Regions from separate parts of the Mus musculus genome. Here all the other regions are linked to region 1. The links are chromatin loops, found by intact Hi-C in ENCODE. Cell type or tissue: gastrocnemius. All regions are shown on one strand. Each heading gives the region's core, and the rest is flanking DNA. Links, peaks and the distances in the headings are about the cores only.

Region 1 (5,963 bases), core at 386-5,385:
CACTTTCCCTGGCAACAACTAGTTTAGAGAGATCACTGGGGATGGGGGTAAAGAAAGCCCAACAATAGAGTCATAATTTGATGCCTTTTAACACAGACACAGATACAGACACAGACACACACACACACACACACACACACACACACACACACACACACACTATCTTTGGTACAATTTCAAAATGTTCTCAGGACCACTGAAGCCTTTGGCTCCTGGGTTAAGAATGTTTAGAGTAGTCCCAAGCAAACTAGCAAAGTGAGAGCTCAGCCCTGACTAGCCCTCTCTTGTTGAAAACGAAACAAACAGACCAATTCTATATTTAGCCTCAAGGTTATCCCTGAGGCGGGGCCAGTTTTAGGCATTAATGCTAAAGGCTTGCAGCCAAGCAGCAACCACTCTTTGAAGAACTTGTGTTCTGCCCAGTAAAATGAAGCTTTGTTTGATAATATCGTTTACATTTTCAAATCCTGGGTATCAGGCTTTCTTCCTATCCCTTGTGGCCCTTCCTAAGTTTAGCTGCTGGTGTAATGGGGTTACCATGGCAACAACCACCTGCCTATTTAAAACCATCTCCCATGCTAAATAAGGAAGCCTAGAGAAAATGGCTGCCTGCCTGCCTGCCTGCCTGCCTGCCTGCCTGCCTTTCTCTCAGTGGACAAGTTGAATCCTCCTGGGTTTTTTGGATACAGGCAAGCAAACAGGATGGAGTAGCATTGACCCAAAGTTCTCCAGAAGAAACGGCTGGTGGCTGTAAAACAGGCACTGCCTCTGAACAACTGCATTTCTCAAGCAAGCACAGGGACTTAAATTCAAGTCCATATGCCTGTCATCTCTACCAGGGGCAACATGGGGCCTGAACCCCAGCACTGTAGCAGTCATCCTGCTAATGGGACCTGGGAAGTGGGAAGCAGAAGGTGGAGAGGCCATGGTGAATTCCTGCACTGAGGTGCATGCTGTGATTTTTTTTTTTTCCTCCTGGACAGATCTGTCTTTCTAATTGGACTTAATAACATGATTTTCTGATGCTCTATTTAGCTCATATGTTGCTCTGCCTCAATTTTCAGAACGTGGAGAAACTTCATCTTTTGCTTCCTTATTCTCTAAAAACAACAGAGCTGACTTCCTTCCCACAGCAAGAGTCCGTGCAACAGCTGCGCCAAGGGCTTCTTCCCTCGCACGCTGTGCCTTAGCACTTTATGTTCAGGCACATCTGGTTTTCTCTCTGCGGACAGCCCTTCTTTTTTTTATCAAGTTGTAAAAAACGTATTCTTGATTTTTTTTTTTTTTATCCCCGATGTGGCATCTTTGCCATTAGAAAGCCCTCCATGCCAGCTCCATTTTCTTGCTTTGTGTTCTCTTAGGTCTCCTCTGTGCAGACACATCACTTCATACACACTGGTAATCACCCTGCTTTTCAGTCTGTTTCCAGTGGGGTTGCAGAGGGCAGCGGGCAGTGAGTTCTGGGTCATCTGTCCCAAACACTTAATAGCATGTAGTCTCCAGTATATTTTCAAAAGATGTTTTTGAGCGAGTGAGTGAATGAGTGAGTGAGCAAATGAACAAATGAGTGAGTGAATGAATGAGTGAACAAGCCAATGAGTGAATGAATGAATGAGCAAGTGAATGAGTGAGTGAGTGGATGAGCAGGTAAGTGGGTAAGTGAGTGAATGTATGAATGAGAGAGTGAGGAAGTGAATGAGTGAATGAGCAGAACCCATGGGTTTCCCAGACACATGCACCTGAGAACCTGTGAGGGTATTGGGTGTAAAGAAGACACTAAAAGTCTGTAGAATGGGTAGAATGAGAGATTTTTTGTTGTTGTTGTTTTGTTCACTTTTTTTCCAAAAGCAGTCCTGAGGCTGCTATTCCACTGGGATGAGCATCTGTCTGCCTTTCTGGGAGAAGAGAGGACACAGGTTTGGTTCTTTTTGTAGAGGAAGAACAAGAGGATGGACGAGGCAGAAATAAATATTATTTGTGTGGGAAACAGGCAGACTTCTGCCAAAAGGTTCAAGTCGGGGCCACTTCCTGAAGAGGCCACAGCACACCTCCACACATCCTATGTAGATGATCAAGAAGGGCCTGTTCCCGTATGAGCACCACTTCTAAAGGGAAGGACTGTCCAGGCACCAAGAGGACCAAGCTGGGCGGGCGGTCCTGAAACAGCTTAGTAACAACAGCAGCGTGCCAGGCCAGGTCCTCAGACAGCGGAGAAGGGGAGCCTATGGACACAGCATCCTTGAACATCAAGGAAGAAACGAGCTGGCCCAGAGTTGGGACACAAAGAGAAATCCCCCAAAGTGGTTATTCTCAAAAGGCCACCACTCCATGCTGCCTGGCCCATCAATGGAGCTCAAGGTCACCTCAGAAAAAGACTTGAAGAGGCGAAACAAGAAGCTTCGAAACCAGCACGTAAACTACCTATTGTCAGGAGATCTGGTCTCTTGAGAAAGGTTCCTTCTGGCACCTACTTATCTCTGAGCCTACACCACATGCCTGCTAAGGGTGCAGACTCTCAATAGTCACAATACCAATGATCTCAAAGCTTTGGGCACAACTGAACTTGGGTTTTATGCCTGTCATCTTTTCTTGTCATTAACAAATTTGTATTTGACTTTTAAACATCTTAAAGCTTGCCTACTTTCCCAGTGTAAATAGGACTCTTCCATGTAAATACTTTAATAAAATATGATAGTGGTTTAAAAATAGTGGTTGCATGCATGCCCGGGGGTGATGAGGTGGAGGAAGGGTTGTCATTGCCCATTGGTGACTATAGACAACAAGGGCTGGCAAGACATGTTTGTAGTATGCTGTGGGTCCAGGGTCTGAGTGAGACCGAATGTCACCCTAATACAGTTCAGATGCTGTTAGATCCGGGTTTGACATTACCTCACTGTTCTCAGCCTCTTCCTGGTATAGCTCCCAGGCTGTGGAGTCAGGGGCTGAGCTGGTAGGGAAATGTCCTCAAATAACACCCGAACTTCTGCTTTGAGGAGAATTCTGCGGCCTCACGCAATAGCAACCCGTGAGGTTCAAAGATCAAGCCCAAGTCATTATCCCACTGCTGCCCACCTGCCTGGGGCTAGGCGTGGAATCCAGGCATGATCTTCAAATCAGTACAACAAAGACGATAGCGTCATAGAAGAGAGAGAAATGAGCAAGAAAAGGAAAATGGACAACTCCATGGTAATTGTTTGCCAGTTACCTCGCGGTTCTGGTAAATTTCATTCGCTTTGCAAGACAGATTTGGGTTCTCTTGCAATGGATTTGGTTTTCTCTTTTCTTTCCAGTTTGAACCCAATCTCCAGGCATGCAGGAGCCAATAGGAAGCCGCTGTGATGCCCTCGATGGTCACAGCATTGTAGGGACCTCACTGCTGCCCTCTGCTGTCCAGGAGAGTGCCTGGCACCTTCTCGGGTCTAAGACCCTAGCAGAGCCTTTCGCTCCCCCAATCCCCTGCGAGACGCTGGCTTTTGAGAGGAAACCTCTAAGTTCCTGGAGGGGTTCCAGGAGGCCAAAGGCAGGCTCCCTGCCACTCATGCCGTCCCAGACCCCTCCCTCTGTTCAGTTCCTGCGGGAGGGGACCGGCAGCTAGGCTGTGGCAGGTTTCTGACATTTTTTTTTTTTTTTCCTTCTTAGAAATGGAAACCCTCCTTCCGGCAACGTGGCAGGAAAGCGAAGTCCCCTGGCGGTCGACCCAGGCCAAGGACATTTCCGTGGTAGCAGGTGGGAGGCCCGCACTGGCTGCAGTGCCGGGCAGGCGGGGTGCCACCACGGCAGCCAGCGAGCTCGCTTACCTGCTGTTGAATTTTTCAGGGTGTTTCTCTCTCATCATATGGAATCTGTGTGCAATTGAAGCATCCTGGAAACGGAAGAAAAGAAGGCAAGAAAAGCCTGGTTAGTGATTGTGGCCATGAGGTATGGTGGGAAGACACACATATATGCCCCTGGAAGGCCCAGATTCCAGAGACTCCAAATCATAGGGGCACAGCACCGCGTCCAGGCGTAAGCTAGTGCCACCACTCCGTCCTTTGAGAGCCTCACTTGGTTGCCTCAGAGCCTGGCACTCATCACAGTATCTCAAGCCCAGTGAGTGGCCACAGTTCAGCCTTTGTAAACACAGGCAAGAGCAGGCTCTAAAGAGAAGAGTGAGGGGCTCTCCTCAGGTGAAGCCAGAAGCCAGTGAGGAGTGGGTGAGGTGTGGTGAGGTGTGGTGTGGTGTGGTGTGGTGTGGTGTGGTGTGGTGTGGTGTGGTGATGGGTGGTGACATAAAGTGAGGACTATTTCATGAGAAGTTGCAAAAATAGTACTTTTTCTCATGTCCCACTCACCCAGCGTCCAGCGATGATAACATCTTATATAACAGCACATTATCAAACCCAAAGCTGTCGCTGGTATTAACTCTTTGTTGTCTGTTTCACCCAAAACAATTAACAATAGTACTGGATAGTGCGTTTAGCAGACAACAAAAGTGTATTAAACGTCTAACTTCTGCCTATTAATCATTCTATCCACAGGACTGCCTCTGAAGCTAGCGACAATCTTGATCCTTTCCTATCCAATCTGTTGCCCCACCCCCCACTTTGGCTGCATGGCTGGCTATCTGTACCACAGAACTCACCACGACGCTCCATGACACTGTGTTTCTGGGTGTCCCATTTCTCAGGTTGGAACCAGAGTCCAGCCCAGAGTCCTATCTGCATCCCACACTCCCATTACAGCTATCTGTGAGTGCTCATGGTTGTGACTGGTGTTGACATGGTGGGGCTCCAGGACCTATAGGCCAGAATAGGATCCAAGCTGAACTCGGTTCTTCACTCTTAGCCTCCTGCACCTCCTAACGAGCCCAGCAGAAGAGTGTGTACTGCCCCCTTATCACACAGTCCCAATCGAGCACTGTGGAGGCAGATGCTGAACACTCGAAATTAACTAACTAATTGGTTGGAGACAGGACAGCCCAGAAACAAGGAGCTGATTTAGATTTGCCCAGAAGTGACTGCAGCAGCCAATCAGAAATCTCTGGGGATGCTGGGGTATCCCTGTAGTCTCAGCATGTGGATAGAGTGAGGCAGGAGGATTTAGAGTTCAAGGCTAGCCTGGACTACAAGGTGGTACTATATCTCAATGAACCTACCCACTCACACGCCTACCTAACAACCAACAATCAACAAATAAATAACCAACAAAAATCTCTTTATTAGACTCCGTGTTCAAAAGATTCTTAAAATTCTGGAGAGCCAAAAATAAAAGTTCATAGAGCAGATTTTTAGCTAATGTATATTCCCTCTTCCCCTCTCTTCCCTTTTCGTTTCCTCTCTTCCTTCTTTCCTTCTTTTCCCCTTTCTCCTCTCTCTCTCTCTCTCTCTCTCTCTCTCTCTTTCTCTTTCCCTCCTTCTCTCCCTCTTTCTTCTAAGACAGCTCTTACCATGTGGTTCTAGCTGGCCTGGAACTCACTATGTATACCAGCAGTTCTCAACCTTTTGGGCCTGACCTCTGTGGGGGTCAAACAACTCTTTCACAGAGGTCTCCTAAGATTATCGGAAAACACAGACATTGACATTATGGTTCATAACAGTTGCAAAATTATAGTTATGAAGCAGCAGCAAAAAGAATTTCATGGTTGGAGTCACCACGGTATGAGTTAAAGGGTCACAGCATTAGGAAGGTTGAGAACCACAGATGTAGACTGTACTCAGCTCAAACTCTGAGAGATCCTCCTGCCTCTGACTCCCCTGCATTGGGATTAAAGCTGTGTGCTCTTCCATGCTGGGCATATTGTATCTTGATAAGGAAAGTCAACATTAGAGCATCAAGTGCAGCTCTCTGAAGAAGCATTTGGGGTGCATACCATGTGTGATGAATTTCATTATGGATAGGGGTGACCCCATCCAGCAGCCACCATGTGGAATCTGGGAGGGCAGGTACTGGCTTATTTTGTGGCTGATAAACATTCCTTGGGCATT
Region 2 (5,963 bases), core at 325-5,324, 110 kb before region 1:
CGTCATTGAAATCTTTCAATGCAAAAATATCCATGAAAAGAAAACTCCCTGTTCTACAATGACCTCAAATCTTCAACAAAATCAGTCAACCACTGGTAAGAGCTGGGCTTGGAACTAAATCAAGAGGGGAGACACTTTTCTAGCGTGGGAGGAATTAGCTAGCAAGTTTAGGTGTTACCTTCCTAAACACTTAATTTTCCAAATAAAAACTCAGGTCAAAATAATGGGGGCATAACAAGTATTTATTCACCTCAGGTCTGAATAACAGACAGGCCTAACTAGCATTTTCTTTTAAGTTGTACACAAACTAGGGAACACTTTTCACAGTAACCATTTCCATCTGACTTGTTTTTCACGCTGTGAGCACCATATCAAATTTTCATAAGTGAGCAGGATACAAGAAAACCCTTCACAGCCAGCACTTGGCCCAAGTAATCAGATATTTTCAAAGTCAAAGGAAAGAGAGTTCGCAACTTCCTAGAAAAACACTTCTGCCAGCTTGCCTTCCTTCCACACAGTGCAAACATCGTTCAGAATGAGGCCTCTCTTGAATGTCACCAACCAGGACCCAAATCTGAGAATCTTTAGTAGACTGTGGAGAAGAAAGAATTCTGTGCTGTATTTTTAAAAATTTTGACTAAGTTGTGGCCTCAGAAATTCTTAAATGTCTGTTGTGGGTTAAGAGAACAACGTGTAGGAAAACCAGAGGATAAAATATTTTTAGAAGCTCATGATGCGCAAAAAAATATCCTTTGAAAAAAATCGGTAAAAAGAAACTTCCCTAAGAGATTCCAAAAGCAGCAGCAAGGATCTTCTAAGCAGCCCTTCGAGTTCAAGAGCTGGAAACGTCGTGTTCAAAGTATCTTTTAAAAGCCTGCAGGGAAGGCTTCGGTTCATCCTGGAGTTTAAACCACTTCCTTTGTGTCGTCGTAGTCGCTCCCCCCCCCCAGCCCCCAAATCCAGGGTGCCCCCAGGAAAACTTTAACTGGGCGCAGCGACCGGATCGAGGCCCCTCCCCGTGGCGCGCAGCGAGCCTGGTTTTATGAATGGGAGATGGAGCCGCGGCCGCCACCGCAGGTAGAGGCTGTAACTGGATCCCTCGCGCCCGGCCCCATTCACAAAACAAGACACACTTCCACCCAATTCCCAGCCTTCCCATTCATGAAAACTCCTTCAGCTGCGCCCCCGCCCCCACTCCCAACGCACGCTTAGCCTCCGACGCAGGCCCCTCACCCCAGCGTTTTAGGAAGAAAGCTCAATGCTTCATTCACAAAAAAAAAAAAAAAAAAGGGAGAAAAAAAAAAAAGCCTCAGAGCTCAGAGCCCAAGAAAGAAACCTGCTTCATTCATAAAGTCACCCACATTCAGAAAACGAGGTGCAGCGCTGGCCGATACCAGCAGCCTCATTTGCTCCTGATCACACATGCCGCCTCCCCTCATCACCCCCTACTTAATCAGTACCCCCTTTGCGGGGGAGACCCCGAATCATTCACGAGGTTCCAGCACACTCTCGGCAGCCTCGGAACCGGTTCTCTCTTCCCCCAGGCCGTGGCTCAGGCGGCCCCAATACCCTCAGCCCTAAGAGGAGGGAGTGGGGGGCTGCGGGCCCGCTGCCCAGTCTCCAACTTGCCAGGCCTGCAGAAGTTCGGGCAGATCCTGCACCCTCAGGCTGCACATGTCGGTGTCATTTAACTCTCGGGGTTCTGAAGCAGAACCCCTGAAACTGCTGCTCGCCTCCCCCCACCCCCCATATTAAGAGTCGCGGAGCGTTTCTTCTCGCGAGCCTCCCAGGGCCCTCGGGGGCCCACAACTTCGCGCCCCGCACCCCGTTCTTGCACCCCGCTTCTGTAGCCTGAGCCGGGCACCCCGCTCCCTGCACCCGCTCCAGCACCCCGGGTGCCTCCTCCGCGGCGTGCGGAAACCCGTTCTCCGCTCGCTCCGGAACCGCTAGCCGCCCCCGCCCGAAGCCTCCCAGGAACCGAACCGAACCGGGCCTCGGGGGGAGGGGGCGGCTAGCTCCGGGAGTCACCCCAAGCACGCCCAACTGAGGACCCAGAACCAGTCCGCACCTGAGCGGCCACTCCGCGCGCCCGCCTGCGCGCCTCCGTGGCGGGCTGGGCCGCAGCGATCGGGGATGAAGACCGCTCTGCGCGCCGGCCTCCGGACTCTGCGCCGCCCTGCAACCCGCTGCAGCACTGGCCCGGCCCCCGCCGGCTCCGCCCGCCGCCATTGGCCCGCAGCCCAGAGCACACACGTCCCCATTGGTCGGCGGCCATCCCCGCGGCTGCCCATCACCTCTTGTTTACCCTGTCTTCAGGCAAATCCAGCTGGGCCGCCCCATCATCTGCGGCGCCCATTGGCTAACGGTCGGCCTCCCTCAACGCCCTCAGAGGTCTGTTTTACATAATTTATGCGCTGGGCGCCATTGACCAATCAGCACCGGCTTGTTTATATAATGAATGTAAGGACGTTTTTCATTCATAAAAAACGCGACCTGAGGGGGAAGCTTAGCTGAGTCAGTGAAGCTCTTAAAGGGGCCACTCGCGAAGTTCCCCCTGGCCTCGGCCTGCACCGCTCCTCCCGCCACCCCCGCGCGGGGCCGCTTGGCGCCAGGCGTTCGCAGCTGCAGCAGCGAGCTAAGTTATCATTTTAGAACTCAGGCGAGAGGAATTCGTCATTCCACACACAGAAACTCGCTGACCCTGCCTGGGCGTTCGGCCCATAGAAACACAAAAAACGGAAACCGAGCCCTCTAATCTTAGCTACCTTGAAGAGAAGCCTTAATTTTTTTTTTAAACCAGGTTTCCAGTGGGAAAAAAAAGTAGTTACCTTCCTTTAAAAACCTGAGCTTTTCCAGATCTTAGTGATGTACCCATGTTGCCAAAGCCTAAGGCCCGACCCGATCGCGTCTTCTCGGGCTAATAATTGCCTCTGAGCTCTACAGGCAAGAGGCTACAGCCAGAAACCCGGTTCGTGGATCGCACCGGGCCGGTAGAGGGCCTTGGAAGCACAAATCCCTTTGAAACGTGCGTGCAGTTAGACCGCTTGCTTCTCTCCCGGGCTGCTTGTTTTCCATTTAAGTGTTGAATGCAAGATGGTGTGTTTGCGAATTAGATCCCGTGCAGCTGGGAACCGGGAGAAGCAGTGTTGCTTGCCAAAGGATCGGGCATTGACTGCAGTTGTTGAGATTCTTAACAGGGTGTTCCAGGAAACAAATAAAACAATCCTCTGCCCCTTCCAACTCCTCGTCCTGCTCCTGCCACCGACAATGGCCGTTCTCTTCTTTTCCCAAGGACGCTAGGGTGCTTGTGAACGAGTTCTGTTCTCTACTAACCGGGCAGCAAGGTGTCAGCGTTTGGAGAGTTGAGCCTCAGCAAAGCGGGTCCCAAGTTGTTACCCTAAGGGTGCCCAGTGCCCCACAGTGAAACACGTGGTGTGGATTTCTAGTCCGCGGCCTTTCCCCCCTAAGCTTGTGGATCAGAGCTGGTACTTGGTGTGTTGATTACAGTCCTTGACCAGTTTGAATGCTGGGATGAGACCTGCACCCAGGTTCAGTGGGCTGAGTTATCGGTTTTGCCGGAGACTGGGAAGGGCACCAGTTGAAGTGTGGGCAGGTGCTTTGAACTTTTAACGAGCAGTTCCTTGATATTTAATTTCCTGCCTGAGCACAGTGCTTCCCTTAGCTCCTATTCTAGTTGGTGGCTATAGAGTTTGTCCTCTTGTACCCGTGTTCCCAGCTTGTTTCTGACGTCCTGAAGGCTTTCAATTCAGCAAGGCCCACACTAGTTCCAGATCCTCTCTCACCGGCTTGGTCCCATCACCGCCATCCCTCCCTGTTCTCATCCCAGGCCAACCTCCTGCCTGGTTGAAATTTCTTCAAGAATTTCCTACTCCCCTTTGCTTAATTGTCTCAGATCCCAGTCCTCTAAAAGTTCTGTGGCTTGCTGTATCAGCTCCAGTGCAGGCCTCTTCACAGTGGTTCCTTCACATTCCTTACACTCCACGCCTGGAGTGTGGCTGTTGTGACCTTTGCCTCAGACCGAAGCTCTCCATTCCTCCTTGAGAAGAGAAATTTGAAAGTGTGTAGCAATAAACAGGGGCTAACTGGAATGAGGGAAAGTATTGTGTGTCATACTTGATTTATGTATTTGTTACTCTTTGAGACAGGACCTTGATACGCAGCCGGTTTGGCCTGGAACTCACTATGTAACCCAAACTCACCTCCAGCTAGTTGTCTATTCTTCCCCTCCTCCTAGGTGTTGAGAAGGCAGTCATGTGCCCAGGAGTCCTGGGTAGTTATGGTAGTTTGGGAAGATCATTGAGAACTTGCCTAGAAGGCACAAAGTCCTGGGTTATAGACCCAGCACCACAGAAAAGAGAGAAGTTGATAGCCACAGTATCATATGTGGGGAATTATGCTTCATTAAAGCTATTGGTAACTAATAACTTAGTCATCCAGCAAACATTTAGGATGTACCAGATATTCAGCCAGATCCTGTGCTGGGCTATAAATAAATAAATAATAAATAAATAACATAGAGATGAATGATCTCCAGGGGTTGCCTTGGGCAGCCCGTAGTCACACAGCCCTCCACAGTCTAGCTATGTCCCCACAGTGAGGCAGTGAGAAGACATTCATCACTATTAATATCTCCATTCTACAAATGAGAAACTGAGGTGCGACAGGAGTCCCACCCAGCAAGGACATCCGAACAGAGTCCAGAGGCCAAAATGGCTTCCACTCCTCTCTTGCTTCTCTATCCCCATTCACATCCCACTGTCTTTCTCTTGTTATCTCTGCCAGATAGGAGAGTTAAGGGTAATACGAGAAGTTTCTAGTCTAATGCGCTGGATCTCCGCTCCTAAGAACATATTTACATAGGGGATTTGTAGAACAAGTGCTCTAATTATCATTCCTTCCCCTCCAGGAGAGAAACAGTTTTGGAAAAGGAAACAAAAAGAGGCCCACCCCCTGGGACATTCTTCTTGTGTCAATCTAGCCTTTGTCCTTGGGCAGTAGCAAAACTCGGTCACAATGAGAAACTAGACGCCTGTTCTTCACCAAGTTCAGTTTGCAGCGTCAGTTAGAGGAGGCAATGAGGGCGAGGGGAAGGGAGGAAAGGAGGCCCCAAGCCTGGCTGCTTGCCTCCTTTTACAGGTCTGCTTTCTACATGGCCCCTACAAAATGCCAAAGCAAGCTAGAGTGTAAGGCCCACAACCCACCTTTAAGCTGGTATCCAAACTGATGGACGTGCTCCGGTTGTCCCTATATCGCCTTGTGCCTCCTGTTTCACTATGGCAAGTGTGGCCCTGGGGTGCGGGGACATAACCAAGGATGTGAAGACAAACACTAAATGGGACAGAGATGTTTTCTTCAAGGGAAAGGTCAAGAATTCAGTCTTATTTTCTAAGATTTAGGAAGAAGTGCCCTGAGGCCTGAAAGAAAAAAAGAAAATATTCCACCGTCTGTGTCTCTTTAAACAAATCGGTGTCCTGTTGCTCCTTCCAGCCAGGGGATAGTGAGGTCCCACCGTTACTAGAAACTTCCTCTGTTCAGTTCCACATAAACAGCATTATTTCAGCCTGTAACCCTCTGCGCATGCACCATAACGATCACCTCTATAGGTGAAGAAACTGAGGCACGGAGATATCACAGAGCGGGAGAGGGTTATGGTCCAAGTGCCATGTGTCTTAACAAGGGTCTCAGCTAGTGGTTCTATTTTGAGGGCAGCAAAATGTTTAGGAGGTGGTAGAATTGGGTCCTGGGGGACAGACTTTTAAAGGTTGCAGAGCAGACCCTGGCTTCAGAGCATCCTTGCCACTTCTCGGTAAGAAGTTCCTCCTCAGCCATGGTCAGAGCTGCCCTTCCTGCTCAGCCAGACCAGAACTCACTAAGCCAAAGGCCAAAATAAATCTTCCCTGCGTTCAATTGTTTCAGTTGAGGTAATCTGGTCACAGTGACTC
Region 3 (5,963 bases), core at 381-5,380, 170 kb before region 1:
GTACCAGGCAGGGTTGGGCTTATTGAACTAAAAAGATACAGACTAAAGTTAGCAAAGGGGACAGGCAGATAGCACAATCAATGTCTTGGGGACCAAGTACAAGGTTCCATTTGTCCTCTCCCTGTGGGGTCAAACAGCATTTAACTTTTTCAGCAATGATGTGTAGAAATGCTAATGAAGGGCTGCCCACCACAGAAATCTAGGGAGACACAATGTTCTGGCAGAGATTGGAGGTAATCACATAGACATGACTGGTTGTCCACATAACTGGCCTTAGCTATTGGTCTCTAGCTCCTCCAGAGACTGATTCTCGCCACCCCAGGAATCATACTGTCAGCAGAGATTCTTTGGTGCAGCCCAAGGTCTCCCGTGACTAAAGCCTGTCTTATCACACAGGATATCCCAGGGGCTTAAAGGTTATTTTCCAGGAGCCAGGTAGGGGCCGAACCTTTGTGGAATGTGCCATGTTTAGACAATGCAGAACGAGTTAATCCTTTACTGCCGAGAGGGCATGACTGAAGGCTAAAAGTGCTTTGCTAGTGGAATTTGCTAGCAATCCACCGCGTTGGGGGAAGCTGATCAATGAACTCTTGTTCTGTAACTGCCAGGGAGGAAAGACTTGGGGGCTTCCGGACACTGCGCATGGCAGGAGGCAGGCACTTGAGAGGCTGTGAGCTCTGCAGGAGTCAGAAGTACTACGCTGCTCAAAATCTGTTGCCTTCTGGGCTCTGCAGCCGCCAGGCCTTGGAGAAGCTGGGCTACTTACTGCAGGCTCATGCACACCGGAAGTAAATCCCTTTTCTCTAATATCACTCTGGCATCTTATGCTGACAGAGCCAGTCACTAAAGGAAAATGTTTGGAGGACTCAGAACAGTTTCAGAGATGGAAAGAAAAAAGAAAAAAAAAAGATGGTGAATTTGAGTTGAGAAGTCATATATTACTAATAGGCACAGCTGCATTGTAAAGGATGCTGGGAAGTATACTGCAGCCATGTATCTGGCCACAGTCCTACTACTACAAGAACATAAGAAAATTAATCATGGTAGAGGCTATCTCCCTTTGGATATTTTCATGACTCACTCAAAATTCCTAATAGGAGTAGAGCTGACACTGAGCCCAGCTTCACCCTTGCAACAGACGAATGAAGAATTAACTCTCAAATTAATCTCACTGAAAGATTCATTTATGAAATTGTCAGAGTTGGTTATTTATTTGGGTTTGTTTGTTTTTTGGTAAGTATAAATATATGGTCACAATCACTCAATACAACAGGATTTTTAAAATATAAAGCCTTGCTACCAAATAAATATATTTAATTTTAAAAAGATTTACTTTAAAAACTGTTATTCGTGTGTGTAAGTGTATATATGGGACATGTGTTCAGGTGCTCGGTGAAACCAGAAGAGGCCAAGCCCCTGAACTCCTCAACATCTCTGTGAGCAATGATACACATTTTCCAGGTTCACCAAGTCAGATATTTTGAAAAATATCTTTGAACGTTTTATTTATTTAATGAGTATATGGGGAATTTGCCTGCATCTGTGTGTGTGTGTGTGTGTGTGTGTATAAGTGTGTGATGTATGTGCAGAATAGAGGGTCAAACCCCTGGGACTGGAGCTGCAGACAGTTGTGGGTGCTGGGAGTTGAACCCAACCAAGCCCTCTGGAAGAGCAGCAAGTGCTCTTACCTGTGAAGTCATCTCTTCAGCCCCTCAGTTAGGAATTTCTCTTTTAGAGATAACACAGTTAGCCAGACAGATAAGTTCTGCTTTCTTGGAGTTTATTCTCTGTTGGGAAAAACAATCAGCTAATCTTGCAAATGGGTGAATAATTAAACAGTGAGGCCCTCTACTTTAAAAAGCAGCAACTATGGAAAGCGGCAAACATGGGGTTGATTAATGAGTGTTCGAAAGAGTCCTGGAGTACCTTCTGTGGGTGAGGTGTGGTCACATGGAGGTTATGACAGTTGAGGGTCAGGGATGGAGGTATCATAACACTGAAGGGCCAGGGAGTGTCCAAGCTGGGGCAGGACAGTTAAGACAGACTTTGGGGCTTAGTTCAGTGAGCGTGTAACAATTACCCAAATTAGAATATGGACCATTATCCTACAGCACCATTGTGTCTTTCTGATTTCTATCATTATGCCTTAGTTGCATCTATTTGAGATTTCACATAAATAGAATTACACAATATTGTTGCCATATATGTTTTTACCTCAACTCTATGTTTAAGATTGACCTCAGTGTGGTCTCTACCCACACTCTGTAGACTGAGCATCATTTGGCTGGGCAACCACAACTTCTCTGTCCATGGGGATGCCATGAGCTTGAAAAAAAAAAATCACTTAGTACATTTTGGAAAGGAGGTTGGGGTGGGGCAAGAGAGGAGGAGATGAGACCTAAGTGATGGCCCTAATAGTCCAGGGGGCTGAATAACCAGACTGACTATGGAGACAGATCTGAGAGATTCTCAGGAGGTAAAATTAACAGATGTTGGTTCCTATTGCTTTGTCTTGGCAGATGTCTTACCTGGCTTCATTTTGTGGTACATTTATTCCCCAGGAAGTGTGGCAACCCCTTAAACATGTTCTGTGGAATAGCATGCAGTCATTAAAAATGGTATTGTATAGCAATATACTTTAAATCTAATTTTTAAAAATTTATTTATTTACTCTATGTATATGAGTGCTCTATCTGCATGTACATCTGCATGCCAGAAGAGGGCATCAGATAACATGGTTGTGAGCTTATGGTTGCTAGGAATTGAACTAAGGACCACTGGAAGAACAGCCAGTGCTCTTAACCACTGAACCATCGCTCCAGCTCCATACTTTAAGTCTTTACATGTATGTATATATGTATCTATAGGTGTGTGCACGAGGGCACATGTGTTGAAGCACATCTGTGGAAATCAAAGGATAACCTTGAGTGTTGGTTCAAACCTCTACCTTGCTGTGACTATCTTATCCTGCCCACCCTGTCCCCTGGCTTTTATGTCAGCTTTGCTGGGCCATGAGCTTCCAGAAATTTCCTCGTCTCTGCTGAGATTACAGAAGCACGTGATTCCATACCCAACTTTTCATGATTTCTGGGAATTTGAACTCAGGTCTCAAGATTGTATGACAGATTTACCCACTGAGCCGTCGCCCCATCTATATTTTTGATATAGAAGGATTTTAAAATATTTTATTTAAGAAATGAATGAGCTAGCCGGGCGTGGTGGCGCACGCCTTTAATCCTAGCACTCGGGAGGCAGAGGCAGGTGGATTTCTGAGTTCAAGGCCAGCCTGGTCTACAAAGTGAGTTCCAGGACAGCCAGAGCTACACAGAGAAACCCTGTCTCGAAAAAAAAAAAAAAAAAAGAAAAAAAAGAAATGAATGAGCTACGAAACTATGTACAATGTAGTAATGGCCAATTTTTATGTTTTAAGAAGTTAACCAGTCAGTTAACCAATGTGCCAATGTGGGGGTGATCACATCCCTCAGCGCACAGTGGAGGAGACAGTGAGAGCTTCTAATCCAGGTGGGTTTTGGGAATTAACTCAGGTCATCAGGTTTGGCAGCAAGCACCTTTCCTCCCCTGAGCCATCTTGCCAGCCCAAATTTGTGTATTTTAAAAATGACACCTAGAAAGAAGCACACTGGTGTTAAATGCAACCTCTAATTTAAATATTCAAAGTAGTTTTCAATTTCAGTTCTAGATTTTTCAAAATTTCCACAAAGGACATACGATAATTCTAAAATACGAAGGTAATTAAAAAACATTTAATGTTCCTGTGATGGTTGGTATATCCTTGGACCAGGGAGTGGCATCATCTGGAGGTGTGGCCTTGTTGGAATATGTGTGACCTGGCTGGAATGGGTGTGTCACTGTGGGTGTGGGCATAAGATCCTCACCCTAGTTGCCTGGAAGTCAGTCTTCCACTAGCAGCCTTTGGAGGGAGATGTAGAACTCTCAGCTTTGCCTGCACCATGCCTGCCGGGATACTGCCATGCTCTCACCTTGATAATAATGGACGGAACTTCTGACTGAGCCTGTAAGCCAGCCCTAAGTAAATGTTGTTTTTATAAGACTTGCCTTGGTCATGGTGTCTGTTCACAGCAGTAAAACCCTAACTGAGACAGTTCCCAAAATAAGAATGCACCTTAAGAAAATAAAACAAGAATAAACAGAACCCCAAAGCAGTGGGAAGGGGCTAGTGACAGCACCCGCCCCTTCTTCCTTGGCAGTTTTTTTACTCTGAATTTGTGAGAATCTGACCGCTCATTCATATGTTATGCCTGAAGGGCAGGGTTTGCAAGAGGCTGAGTTCCTTTCAAGCCAAGATTTTGAAATCCATGGGGCTTCCTCTGGTCTTAAGTCCAACTTCGAATCCCAGCAGTCCTGAGCGGTTAGGTCTGCCATCCCATGCAAGTTAACCCAGACTATTCTTGATACTCCAGTCCAGGGTCACACCAGAAGCCTGTGGAGAACAGACCCCGCCTTCCTCCACCTTCCTCCGCCTCCCACACTTCTCCAGTCTCCTTTTCGGATTCTTGTTTCTCCAGTGTCTTGGAGTCATGGAGCAGTTAAAGGTCCAGATCTCTGCCCATGCTCCTTCCCCTGTGATTTTATTCCGCCTCAGCTCTTTTTCTTTCTTGGCTTCTACAGGCAGTGAAAGCATAGATCATGGACTTCTACATGGTTTCTGGGAAAAGCATGGATCACAGACATTCATATGGTCTCCAGCCTCAGTACATGCCAGTCTCAGCGATTAACACTCCCATACACACACACACACTTCCTCCCCCCCCCCCTCTTCTCTTCCCCTCTTCTTCTTCTTCTGGTTTTTCAAGACAGTTTCTCTGTGTAGCTAGCCCTGGCTGTCCTGGAACTCATTCTGTAGACCAGGCTGGCTTTGAACTCACAGAGACCTGCCTCTGCCTCCCTAGTGCTGGGATTAAAGCTGTGTACCACCACGTCTGGCTTAGACTTCAAATTTCTATCCCCAGCTTGGAGTTCCCCTAAACTCCAGACCCAGCATCCCAGCTGATATTTTTTTCTAATTTAATTATTTTATGTGTATGACTATTTTGCTTCTCTCTCTCTCTCTCTCTCTGTGTGTGTGTATGTGTGTGTGTAAACTATGTGCATGCCTGGTGCCAGCCCCTTGCAACTGGAGGTGGAGACAGTTGCTAGGCACCAGGCGAGTGCTGGGAATTGAACTCAGGTGCTCTGCAGGAGCAACAAGTGCTCTTCACCAAGGAGCCAACTCTGCAGTTCCCCACCTGATTTCTAACGGTTGCATAAGTAAAATATGCCTTGGGTGAAGGCCTGGTTTTCCCATCACAAATCATTTCTCTTCATGTTTCTTTGTTTCAATTCACAGCAATGTCAACTTTCCTTGGCCCCAAACCTTGCAGCTGTAATTAAACCCTCTTTGCCCCAACAACTGCCCAAAGTTTATTAGGTCTGACTTAGCCCTGCCGCCTGGGCTTTTGCAGCAGCCTAGGTTTGGTTTTCTTGCTTCCTTCCTTACCCTCTCCTGTTCCTTTCAATTTTAGAAGTCAAAAGAACACTGTTTGCAGTGCACGTCAGATGAGGTCACCTCTCAGCTCAGAAAACCAGAACAAAGCAGACCCTGGTGTCCTGAGAGCCTGTTCTGCCTAAGGTGGCATTGTCCTTGATCTCTCTGTTGTCCTAGCCCTTCCACAGATGCCCAGCCAGCTTCAGTTAAGCCGGTTTCAGACTCTAGTTTCTGATAAGTTATTTCTCCACTAGTGAAATAAGCCAATTCAAGTCAGGTTTGTGTGTGTGTGCATGTGCGTGTAGGTTTATCGGGAAGCTGCTCTCTGAGAATTTCACTGGTCCAAAGGCCAAGGAAGTTGGGAGGGGGAGGGGGAGAGGAAGGGGGAGGGGGAGGGGGAGAGGGAGCTCACTCAGGGCATGGCGTCTTCTGTGTTGGCCACTAACACTGAGCAGAC
Region 4 (5,963 bases), core at 606-5,605, 240 kb before region 1:
GAGGAAATGAGTCATTGCCTAACTGTTACAGAGTTTCTATTAAAGTGGATAGCAGGGGCCACAGATACATAGTACTGTGAATGTAGTAATTGCCAATGAATTGTACAGTTGAAATGGCAAGTTTTGAGTTGTATATATTTATGCCATCATAAAAATTTCCAAACCATCATAACTTGAGAAGATGGTTGAAGATACTGGGCAGAGTTTTGCCCTAGTGATGAGAACAGGAAGTAGAAACTAGCCACGAAGTCTTAGGTCAGGGGCCCTGAAAGCCAGCGGCTCTAATTATTTTTTTTTAAATTAATATTAGTGTGGGCATGGGCATACTTGCCACAGAGCATGTGGAGGTCAGAGGGCAACTCTGTGGAGCTGGTCCTTTCTGTGGGCCCAGGGATCAAACTCAGATGGGCAGAGCCTTTGCCTGCTGAGCCATTTCTCAGTCCCTGATAATTACTTTTGACTAGAAGCCTGACCTGCCCTTGGTTTTGTCGTAGTTAGAGGACAAGAATGTCAGGAGGGAGCTCTGGCTCTTCATCTGCTTTGGCCTTATCTTTCCTGCCTTTGATACAGCCGAAATGAGCACCGAGAAACTGTGAGTGAAGATTTGACCACGAGTGAGAGGCACCTGGACACCTTGCAGGAAGGTCAGCTGGACTGACCAGCCATATCTCAATGCTTGCCTAGTTTTTGTCCTGTAGAAAGCCCTAGACTAGCAGCTCAATGGGCATCTCTCTCTCTCTCTCTCTCTCTCTCTCTCTCTCTCTCTCTCTCTCTCTCTCTCTCTCTCTCTCTCTCTCTCTCTGTCTCTCTCCCTCTCCCTCTCCCTCTCCCTCTCTCCTTCTCATAAACTCCTACATAGAATCCTAGAATAAAACTCTCCACATTCACCCTTCTATTTTCTGAAATGTTTATTCTTCAGGTTTGAGAGACAGGACATGGAAGCTCCTGGCTTGGTGTGGCTTTGGTGGCCACTGATTTTTGTTGCCACCTTAGTTCTGGGCCGTACACACCTGAGGCAGAAAAGCCTTTGTGGCTCCCATGGACAATCTCCCCCTCTTGTCTCACCAGTGACAGGATGGATGTAGAGCATTTAGAAGTTTTGTCACCTTTAGTATTTTGTTTAAAATGATCACCCTCGTATGCACAAAGCGTACACCAGAGTAATACATTCAAACAAATGGCTCGCGAGAACATAGTCCTTGGGGTAGGCATAGATACTAAAGGGCACAAGTGTTTGGTTTGCTCAGTTTGGTTTGGTCTTTTCAAGACAGGGTTCCCCTGTGCAGTGTTGGCTGGCCTGGAATTCACAGGGATCTGCTCGCCTCTGCCTTGGTGCTGGGAGTAGAGGCAGGTGCCACCACTGGCCAGCTAAGGGCACAAATTTTAAAAACAACTTGAGGACCATGTATCCACATATAGTTTGGCCTAAAAGACCTACGTTATGCACTGGCCTTTTAACCTTTAAAACTGAGCCAAATCAAACTTGTATTTTATGAAGTTTAAAAAAATCTTTCTATAGAACTTTCTGAAGAATGTTTTATTGAGTGGACAAGCATATGCATTAGTTATGAAATTCAGCCAAGCATAGGGGCACATACCTGCAATCCCAGCACCCTGAGGTTGAAGCAGGTAGACTGCCTAGAGTGTAAGACCAATCTGGACTACATACTAGGTTCTAGGTGAGACCAGGCTACAGCCTGAGGCCTGCCTCAAAAAGCCAAGAACCATACCAAAACATTAAGAACCTCTTGAGTTTTGCCTCAAGATTGAGCATTTGCTCTTATCCATTTATTAGCCCATCCACTATATCGTCATTCGATTATCAGCTGCCCTGCATCTAAATTCTGCAACCCATGTTGTAGCATTGGTGTTGGGGTGCATTTGTGGATATCTCTCTCCTGTGCATTTCTTACTTAAGTGGTCCATTGGCCCAGGCTGATATGGTGCCCTCTCAGGTCTTGGTCACATTTATGACAAGCCAAGCTGAAGAAGCCATCTAACCATTTGGCTCCTAGTGAAACCTGGAACATCTCCTAAGGCTGGGGACAGGGAGCTGGGGCTGAGGCCTGGCACGGACAGGGGGAGATGAGGAAAGAAGAGCTCATAGTCCCTGCGCATCGCACGTGGGCTAGTGCTTCCCATCCCACACTTAATTGTCTTATTTGCTGTTCTCCTGGCGCTGAGTGACTTGTGTTTGTTTTGTTCTTGTGAGACAGGATCTCGCATATCCCGGACTGATCTGGAATTTCCTGTGCCTCCACCTCCCAAGTGCTGAGACAGCAGGTGTTGTATGACAAAACTTTTCCTAGGGAGATACAATACCCACTTCTACTCACCCCAGATAGGTAGCCCAATGGAACCCTATCTAAGGCAGTGATGCACCCTGTAATCCCCACACTCAGGAGATAGAGGCGGGACGATCAGAAGGTCAAGGTAGTTAGTGGCTACACTGCAAGTCTGAGGCGACCTAAGATACATGAGACTCTGTCTCCAAAGGTCACAAAAAAAGGAGGAGAGAAATAAAGGTTTGGATGGTTGGGTTGATAAAAACGAGCAACTCAAACTTTAAGGGCGAGGGGTGGTCTACTTCTGCAAAGGCAGGGAACCCCAACCTCTCTGAGGCAAGTTACACGCACTTCAGGGAGTGGCTGAGCAAGAACAGGCGTGGTAGTGCTTCGGGGAAGGAGATCGTGGCTTGGGATCTGATTCTAGAAGGCCTTCAAGATGACAAACAGGCATTCTGACGACAGATTTCAGCTCTTGGGAAATCACACTGAGGCTTGTTGTCTTCCTTGGTGCCTTTTAAAGGACTCCACACAGGAACTGAGCCTAGATGCATTGCCCCAAAGTGGTGGTGGTGGTGAGGGGACCAAAACCAAGCTAGGAATAGGTGATTCATTCCTCATCTGGGTGGTCCAGGCAGGGTTAAGGAACTGCTGTCCCTTAACTAACTCTCAGGTCAGCGGGTTGCTGAGTGGCTCTTCCTGTCTGGGACAAGGCAGGGGCAGTCACTGGCCAATTCCCACTGCTGTAGGAAAGCAGGAGTACTTTTAGAATGTTCAACTGAGCTTGACAGAGGGGGTGAGACACCCACTTTAGGCACATCTATCTCATACAGCAGGAAGGGAAAAGAACTTCACACACTAATCGAAGACATTTGAAGATGGCCAGGTGTGGTGGTTCCTTTAATCTCAGCACTCAGAGTTGCACTCTGTGAGTTCCAGGCTAGCCTAGTCTATGTAGTGAGTTCAAGGCCACAGGCCACAGAGCTACTCAGTGAGGATGACAAACCCTTTATGTGGTACTTGTAGAAGGAAGCAATGGAGAAACTGGACCAATCTTCCCCAGGCTCCTTCATGGACCACACCACCCTGAGTCTTGATGTGCCCTGACCTGTGACCCCCTACCTGCCTACCAATCTTGACCTTCCCATTGCCTTAACTCCTGTGTCTAATCCTTCCCACCTTCCAGGTGCTTGCCACTAGATGGCAGGGCAGGTCTAGATGAGACAAAGTTTCCAGAACCTCGGTCCAGGTAGATTTTTTTTTTCAGGGCTTTTTTTGGGGTGGGGATAGAGTCAAAGGAGTTATGTGGGGCATAACTCCTTCAGGTCTCTTGTTTCTATGCTCTCAATCACCTCCATGATCAGTTTACAGACTTGTAACCTTGGAACCTTCTCTGGGTCTGACACTAAACTAGATGTTATGTCCGTCTGTCCGTCTGTCTGTGGTGTGGAACTCGGGGAAGTAGAAAAAGAACAGCTTATTGCAAGGCCTCAATCCAGCACAGCCTACACAGGAGTCAGGAGGACAAGCCTTCAGGGTAGACAAAGGGTGTCATGAGCTCAGAGCACAGAGTCTCTTAAGAGCCACAGAGCCCCATGAAGGATGCAGGACAAAAGGGAGGAGGTGGGGATGATGCCCCAGGTGCCTGGGTGTGAACAGCACCCTAACACTGGCAACTCCTAAGATGGTGGCTTCCTGACATTAGGGCTTGCCTCCTTGAGCAGGTTGATTTGGTGGCAGAGTAGGGACTTCGTGACCTGACACTGTAGGTATCATGTGGGAAATGTCCTGATCAGGGGAAGGAGTCAGAGCAGGGTGACAGATCCTGCTCTTTGGCAATAGGGAAGTGTGGGCCTGTGACTGTGGGGCTGCAGGGGCTGCGCAGCTGTAGCTCCTGTCTGTGTCATTACAAGGGTCAAGCGCTTGGCCCTGATGGGATGGAAGGAGTCACCCAACAGCTACACATCTGTTGTCTGCAGTTAGGTCAGCCTCTTCTTTTTCTTCATTAATGTGTGTGGCAAAGACTGGGGAGACGATGCCTGCTCTTCCTGGCACGCAGCTGGGCCTCATTTCCTAGTACATTCTGCAGTGAACTGCAGCTGTGTAGCCGACTTACAGATGCTCCAGTTACGATCAGAAGTGATGCAGGAGCCGGGCGAGGGCAGTGCACATCTTTAATCCCAGCACTTGGGAGGCAGAGGCAGGCGGGGGCTCTGAGTTCGAGGCCAGCCTGGTCTACAGAGTGAGTTCCAGGACACTCAGGGCTACATAGAGAAACCCTGTCTCAAAAAGCCAAAACTGAACCAAAACAAACAAACAAACAAAAAAAAACCCCAGAAGTGATGCAGGATGCTTCTAGGCTTGTGCACAGCTCTTAGCTCTGTTGCAATGCTACTTCATCCTCACCATGTACTGATGCTCACAGAAAACTACATTTAGGGAATGGTGGCCCCAGCTACAGAAACTTCATGTCGAAGAACAGCCCCAACTCAAGAGATAAATAAATTAAATAAATAAACAAGCATATCTCTTTAAGGGGCTAACATGACGGTCTATTAGTTAAGAATGTGTGCTGTTCTTCCCAAGGAACCCAGTTAATTCCCAGCACCTGCACTGAGCAGCTTAGTCTACCCGTGACTCCAGAGCCCAGAACTTCGGATGCTTTGGACCTCCTCGGGAGGCACTTGCACTAAGGTGTTTGTGCACACGCACACAATTGAAAATGGTAAACATTAAAATATAAAAAAATCCCACAGATTAGAAATACCTACTTTGAACTTTATTTGAACCAGAAATGAATTTCCATACAACTAAGGGCAATTCACGTTGTGCCTGTTTTACAAAGAGGAAAAAGGGATCAGAAAGGTCAAGTAATTTGCATAATGTCACAAGGTTGAAAGTAACTATCCTGAGTGAGCCTGACTGTTCAACTCTCTAGCCCAAATCCTGTCCATGGCAATCTACTGCTTCCAGTGTGAGGGACTAGTTCCTCAGTGCCTACGCTGTGCTTTCTCTTCCTATTTAAATCACCCCTCTGTAGATTGGGGGTCTAAGTTGCAAACCTAACAGAGGAAAGAATCCAAGGATCCCATTCTATAGCAAACGGCATAGGAGGAAACCTGAGAGCCGGATAGGGCTGGCAGAGCTGGCTCAAGCTGCAGGGCCTGGGTTCAAGCTCAGGAACCTGGAAGTTCTAAAGAGTTTTTGATTTCTAATGACACTCCTGCTGATCCTCTGTGTCCCTCCCATCTGGGCTCAGAGGTGACCTCTATGAGCTGCCCAGAGAGGCCCCAGTTACCTCTTTGTTCAACAATGGCCGAGATAACAAAAGGAAATCAGATGCAGGTGAAAGTTTATTTTTAACATTTCTGAGGCCAATGGGGGGATTTAACAGGAAAATCGGAGCTTTTCTGCTGTCTCTCTCCAAAAGTGGCTCTCATGCTTTTGGCTAGCCTGGACTCCAGTGTGCTTGGATCTTATCCAGGGGCTGATGGGGGACAGGGTAGACAGTGTAGTCTTTCTGGGCCTTCTTTTGGCAAGAAATAGACATTTGGGAGCTGGGAATGCAGCTCAGTTGTTAGAGTGCATGATTGCCCATGCTAGAGTGCATGCCCATGTTAGAGTGCATGATTGCCCAAGGTTATCCTTGGCTATACAATGATTTTGAGGCCAGCATCA
Region 5 (5,963 bases), core at 663-5,662, 250 kb before region 1:
GTGAACAAGATGACCAAGAGTCCTAGCAAGTTTATCTGACCCACTGTAGCAGGCGAGGACTGTTATAAATTATAATGTGGCAAGGGGGTACCTGGTGGGCCCATGCAAAGCTGTTCCCCTGAGAAATTATGCCATGCAACAGTTCTGGTAATGAGGGAGTTTACGTGGGGGAAGGGAGGAGAGTGAGGACCTGGAGAAGGAGTAGAGGCAGACAGACGGGAGCAGAGCCACGAGGGCAGAGAAAGGGGGAGGGAGGAGGGGCAGAGAGGAGGGGCAGAAATGGAGGGATGGGCTGGGAATATGTGTGTGTGTGTGTGTGTGTGTGAGAGAGAGAGAGAGAGAGAGAGAGAGAGAGAGAGAGAGAGAGAGAGAGAGAGAATGTGAGCTGGGCTGGTGAGCAGTCCTTTCATACACTGCCCACACCTGGCAGCGGCATAAACTGTTGCTAGGTCCCTGGGAGGAGCCCAGTGGAATGTGCTGTAAGCTGACAGGGACAGGATCCCATCATCAGAGTTAGTCTCCAGGAACCAAAATCTCCCAGGAGACAGGTCCTCAGCCTGCTCCAGCACAGACTACATAGAGCCTGCAATCTGTGGGTTAGAGTTACCCTGGGTAAAGAGTTAATGACCACTCCCGTCCAGGGTTCCCAAATATTCAGGCTGCAGCACTGGGTGTGCCTGAGCCTGGTCTCTACTACAGGGAGAGCTGACATTTACTAGTCAACCACAGCCTTTTGTACCAACCCTGTGAGAGCCAACAACCACAGTTCCTTCTGTGAGCTCCATGCCTTTGGAGGGATACTTCCTCAGAAACCTCTTGCCCCCACAGCTGCTTTTCACACGGCTCCTTTAGATTTGATGAAGTCACTCGCGTGGGGCGGAGGACCTGCTGATGCTTTGCTGACACTACTTTGATTGGCTTTGTAAGACCAGCACTGTCCATGGGGGATGTACCAATGAATGGGTCTCGGTAGCTGACATTGGAGAGTCATCTCTAACATCAGTCTTTTCTAGCATTTTTGCTTCTCCAGAGGAGTATATAGGCAGAGCTGTGGGCCTCAGTGCAGAGACTCTAACAATACAGCAGTACTCTGATGTTTTGTCCAGGATTTCGGGGAAGGACATACGGAACACTAAGGTGAGTTCTTTTGTTGTTTGAGACAGATTTTTTCTTTCTTTTTCTTTTCCTTCTTCTTTTTTTTTAACCTATCTAGTGGTGCACGCACATGTGCGCGTGCACACACACACATACACACATACACACACTCATGTACATGCACAAGCCACATCCTATGTGTGTGTGTTAGTTCTCACCTTCTACTATACATGTCTCACAGGACACACTCAGGTTTAGGCTTCCTGGCCTTTACTTGTTGAGCCATCTCATGGGTTCTTTAAGTAGCCCAGGCTGTCCTCAAGCATGAAATAAACACCCTGCCTCAGATTCCAGTGTCCGGGCAGGCACCCTCATGCCTGGCTCCAACGATGAGTTTTTGGTGATTCAGTGGGATCACAGGAGGCTACCTAGGTTAACATCCCATTGATCTATTACGTCATTAGCTTTACCAGTGGCTTCTGGGGAGGAGGAGCTCACACTGTCAAACAAATGGAGAAGGTGCCACTCTGACACATCTTTACCTTCCCTATTGCTTTATTTCCCTGGCTTAATGTTAATTCGCTTGTTAAGTAAAACAAATCGCTTTTGTGTGGGAGGAATTTAGAATCCAAAGATCAAGCAAGGTAAACTTTTTCACCTACACTGTTCCAGCCCCTTCACCAGCTCTTAACAGCTGATTTGGGGACGCAGGTTCAGGTAGGGGCAGGGAATAAAAGGTGCGTTAGTCTCTCAGCCTCAGCTTCCTGGATTGTAGATTGACGGGTGCTCTGGTGCCCACTTCAGAGTGCCCTTGTAATAATGGGACAGGATATATTTAGAGTCTACCTTAATGCTCAGCACACAGTAGGGACACACCAAGTACTCTGTGCCCAGTGTTACCTTGGAACAACTTGGAGTACAAGGGAAGGGAGGAGGGACATTGGAACACAAAATCCAGTCCTTAACTGTGCCATCCAGACTTTTTTCCCTGTAAGTGCCAAGAGGAGGCTTCGCACAAGAAACGGGTTTTGGGGTGGAGGGTTGGCTCAGTGGTTGAGAGTCTTGCTCTTCTTTTGAGAGCTGGAGTGCAGTTCCCCACATCAACTCTGGGAGGCTCACAACCACTCAAGCTCCAGGGGACCCGACTCCCTTCTGCCCTCCTTGGGCACCCTCAAATGCATGCACAAACACATACATATACATCAATAATAAGTCTTTTTAAGAAAGAATGGATTTGTAAAGACTCCTGACCAACAGTGCCCTATGTCTTATAGGTGGCATCTGGTGTGTGGCAAGGACAGCTCTTTACAGGCAATAGGAAGAACTGGTGTCATTTCCCCACGTAGGTGCTGGTGAGGATGGGGACAGATCTGGTCATACAACTGAGTTGAATAGTTGCAATATTACGGCTCACAAAAGTCTCAAGTAGTTATGTATAGTCCTTGAAGAGACAGTTGATCTATGCAGGGTGTCTTAGTTTTGTTTCATGCTGCTGTGATTTAAAAAAAAAAAAAATGCCCCAACAGAAGCAACTTAAGGGGAAAGGGCTCATTTAGCTCACAGCTCCAGGATATAGTCCAACATTGCTGGAGTAGAGAGCAACCAATTAATGCATGCGTGCTAGGGCCCAGCTGCCTTTTTCCTTCTCATTCAGTCCAGGTCCCAGCCCAGAAAGTGGCTGCCTACCTTCATTCAGCGTGAGCCTCTACTTCAGTTGATCCAATTACGATAATAAATACCTCACAGGCATGCCCTCAGACCAAGCTACTCAAGATCTCTGTTATTAATATGCACTTCCTAGGTGATTCTAGATTGAGTCAAATTGACAATTACCACACCAGCACCGTGGCTCACACACCTGTAATTGCAGCACACAGGATGTTGGGGACAAGGAGGGGTTTTTGTGAGTTGTAACCTGAGTAGAATGAGATTGTGTCCCAACATCCAACCCCAAAAGAAAGTGTCTTGACTCCGGCTCTTTTTTTTGGGGGGGGACCCTGGGGGTTCGAGACAGGGTTTCTCTGTATAGCCCTGGCTGTCCTGGAACTCACTCTGTAGACCAGGCTGTCCTCGAACTCAGAAATCCTCCTGCCTCTGCCTCCCTGGTGTATTCATTCTTACAGGACTGGTTTTGGATGGTTCAGGAACTTCCTAGAATTTTAGACAGATACCTGTTCCCTGGAAGTTCTTGGAACATTGATTTATTCTCTACTGCAGTTAAAGCTTTTATGGCACCTGAAGTTCCAGGTCATTACAGGCAAGAAGTTCTGTGTATCTATCTGGAAGACAAGCCCGGATTTGCCCTCAGGTAGCAAAATGCTTAGGCAATGTGTTGATTGTGGCCACCAGGTGGTGCTCTAGCCCGCCCAGTTTGGTACACTCTGGTCTCCAACCTGGCCAACCTCTCTGTCCGCTCAGAGGGAGTCTATGGGACAGATGGTTCAGGCTAAGCAAAGTCCACCAAACCCTCATTCGTTGTTCAGGTAGAACTGTCTGTTTAACTGCTGAGAAAGCACGGCTCTTTCAGAAAATGAGTTTCAAGAGAACAGATTTCAAAAATCTTTAAAAACCTGTAATAGATCACCATTTATGAGATTTGCTAGTTGTCATAGTTACAAGATGACAATGTGACTTAGAGACAGCCTTTAAGTCACCTCCCCCCATGCTTCCTACATAAGTTATTCTGTTTCCAAACTCAAAGTTTTAAACATTTTTTCTAATTTTAAAATACAGTTTTTAAAATTTGTGTGTCTGTGTGTGGCATGTGTTTGTATGCGCACATACATGCAGGGGCTCTAGGAAGGCAGAAAACTAAACTCAGGTTTTCTGCGAGAGCAGCATACATTCTTAATCTCCAGCCCTTATCTTTTCAAACACTTATAACAGTAACTGAGGCCATTATTAAAAAGAAGATAAAAACCACCTAATTTCATCTCTTGAAATAAGAAGGCCTGCTAGTTTCTTCCAATTATTTTCTACTATATGTAATATGTATTATTTTTATATATTTATATATAATATTTATATATTAAAGCAACACTCAATGGGCCATTTCATTCAATGTTATGAACACTCCTATTTTGCTAAAGTTCTTCAAATATATTAATATAATAAAGTTTTATAATTCTGTTGATGGGCATGTATGTTGCTCTTGAACTTTCTTTTCTTTTTCCTTTTTTTTTTTGTTTTCCCTTTGAGACAAGCTGGATTAGAACTTGCTATGTTGCCCAGACCAGACTCCAACTCACAGAGATTCTTCTTCAAGAGCTGGAATGGAGTTTTTATTACTAAAAATGGCTTGTGATGGCCTGGGGGTGGTGGTACATTTCTTTAATCCCAGCAGAGGCAGGTGGATCTCTGAGTTTGAGGCTAGCCTGACCTACAGAGTGAGTTACAGGACAGCCAGAGCTTTGCAGAGAGAGCCTGTGTTGGAGGAAAAGAGCATACGACTATCACTTTTTTTTTAAATCTGTTTTGAATTTGGAGGAAGTTCATTGTCAGGGACACTCAAGCTAGGCTTCTCAGACCAAGCCACAGTCCTGGCTTCCCATGCACCGTTACTTCTCACTCATTGTTTTAAAAATACGTGGAGGCCCAGCGAGGTGGCTTTGAGGGAAGACAATTGATGCCAGCCATGGTGGCCGGAGCTTGAGTCCCTGTAGTCAGCTCCCTGTACTGGTAGGAGAGAGCGGACTCCTGCATGACCCACACTGGTGGAGTGTGTGTGTGTGTGTGTGTGTGTACAGTAAGGTCACAGTTCACCTCTGAGGGACGGCAGGTTGTACTGAGTCAGCTATTAGAGAGGATGCCCGTCTCTTTAGTCGAGGCAGGTATGCATCTAGTTAGTGTCAGGCAGGTGTCAGTAAGCATGGGATGTGCGCCAGTGTTTGTGCCTGGCAGAGAATAGAAGGATGGAAGAGAGAAAACAAACCATAACTAATCACAAAGAGGAGGAAATGGATAGAATAGCCCCTGAGTAAAGAGTCAGCGTGATGGGAACCAATGTCCGTGTGGAGCCAGCAAGGTAGACTATCCCAGAGGCCTGCTGGGGGATCTCAGGAGAAAGGGAGATGAAGCACTCTGAAGATGCTCAGATCTACCTTATCCAGATGCCTGGACCTCAGACGGTTGAGCCTTGAGTGTCTGTCAGCTGGCACATGGGTGTAACATCACCAACTAGGGCTGCGGCTGGAACCTGTGACCAAATGCATCAACATCTCTGCAAAGAAGTACCTGCCTATTTCCATGGAATGCCACACTTAAAGGCTACCTATAGTTTCACATAGCCTGGATCAGAATTTACCACCCAGTTAGCTCATCAGATTCCTGACAAACTGTGTGATAGTTACGTGAAGAGTTTTTCAGATTTTGAAGTTAAAGGATATGAACCTGCATCATTATTAAAATGGATATTCAAAGTTATTTTAAGTGCAAACTGTAACATTTATTGCTTTCTTCCTTATTCTTAAAAGATCATCCCAGAAGCTGATGAGAGGCTGGGATTCCCTGGAGCAGAGGAATTGGCCAATATGTTTCATTTCTTTCAAATGAAGCCCAACTGTGACATCAAGCATACCTGTTGAAATAATTCAAGGTTTATCATTCATAAGTAAAAGACACACACACACACACACACACACACACTTTACATTTTAATATGCTTTAACCAGCACAATAGCTGGGCCACTGCCTGTCTTCCATGATGTTGATCTCTACCTCTCACCAATAATCCCAAGTTATTACTTACTAACTCTGTGTTCCGTCTTCGCTGCCCTGGACCCAGCTGAGCAGCTCTCTGGGCCGCGGCCACGCTCTCCCGGCTCCTTCACATGGAGGCCATGACTCTCAATCCTGCACTCTTCTTAGGT

The links. Peaks named below come from ENCODE experiments on the same cell type or tissue, not always from the same donor. Only the 100,000 strongest peaks of a DNase experiment are listed, where the experiment ranks them.
Region 2: it touches region 1 in a loop (3-fold over the local background); 23 of 42 quality-filtered maps call a loop at or near these places.
Region 3: a loop joins it to region 1, with 2.2 times the contacts of the local background. A loop is called at or near these places in 19 of 42 quality-filtered maps.
Region 4: it touches region 1 in a loop (7-fold over the local background); 34 of 42 quality-filtered maps call a loop at or near these places.
Region 5: a loop joins it to region 1, with 4 times the contacts of the local background. A loop is called at or near these places in 34 of 42 quality-filtered maps.

The regions. Positions count from the first base shown.
Region 1 is chr16:22,544,855-22,550,817 of GRCm38, forward strand. It overlaps Dgkg (diacylglycerol kinase, gamma), which reads right to left. Exons shown (of 25, transcript NM_138650.2): 20 at 3,798-3,862. It overlaps Gm15651 (a long non-coding RNA gene), which reads left to right. Exons shown (of 3, transcript XR_384735.4): 1 at 1-3,726; 2 at 3,817-5,063. Among named protein-coding and RNA genes, the nearest start is that of Gm15651, 7.8 kb to the left of the region's middle. In gastrocnemius, for the core only: a CTCF peak has its summit at 3,394 (motif pointing left); DNase peaks (open chromatin) are centred at 490, 3,409, 3,682 and 4,025; H3K4me3 peaks cover 1,291 bases; H3K27ac peaks cover 1,833 bases.
Region 2 is chr16:22,437,449-22,443,411 of GRCm38, forward strand. Etv5 (ets variant 5) reads right to left here and starts at 2,122. Exons shown (of 13, transcript NM_023794.2): 1 at 2,069-2,122. In gastrocnemius, for the core only: a CTCF peak has its summit at 3,007; DNase peaks (open chromatin) are centred at 1,113, 1,635, 2,282, 2,990 and 1 more place; H3K4me3 peaks cover 3,288 bases; H3K27ac peaks cover 2,442 bases.
Region 3 is chr16:22,372,365-22,378,327 of GRCm38, forward strand. No RefSeq gene overlaps it. Among named protein-coding and RNA genes, the nearest start is that of Etv5, 64 kb to the right of the region's middle. In gastrocnemius, for the core only: a CTCF peak has its summit at 2,731 (motif pointing right); no DNase peak of the experiment used is centred there.
Region 4 is chr16:22,307,367-22,313,329 of GRCm38, forward strand. No RefSeq gene overlaps it. Among named protein-coding and RNA genes, the nearest start is that of Tra2b, 44 kb to the left of the region's middle. In gastrocnemius, for the core only: a CTCF peak has its summit at 3,478 (motif pointing right); a DNase peak (open chromatin) is centred at 3,470.
Region 5 is chr16:22,299,351-22,305,313 of GRCm38, forward strand. No RefSeq gene overlaps it. Among named protein-coding and RNA genes, the nearest start is that of Tra2b, 36 kb to the left of the region's middle. In gastrocnemius, for the core only: a CTCF peak has its summit at 3,443 (motif pointing right); a DNase peak (open chromatin) is centred at 3,461.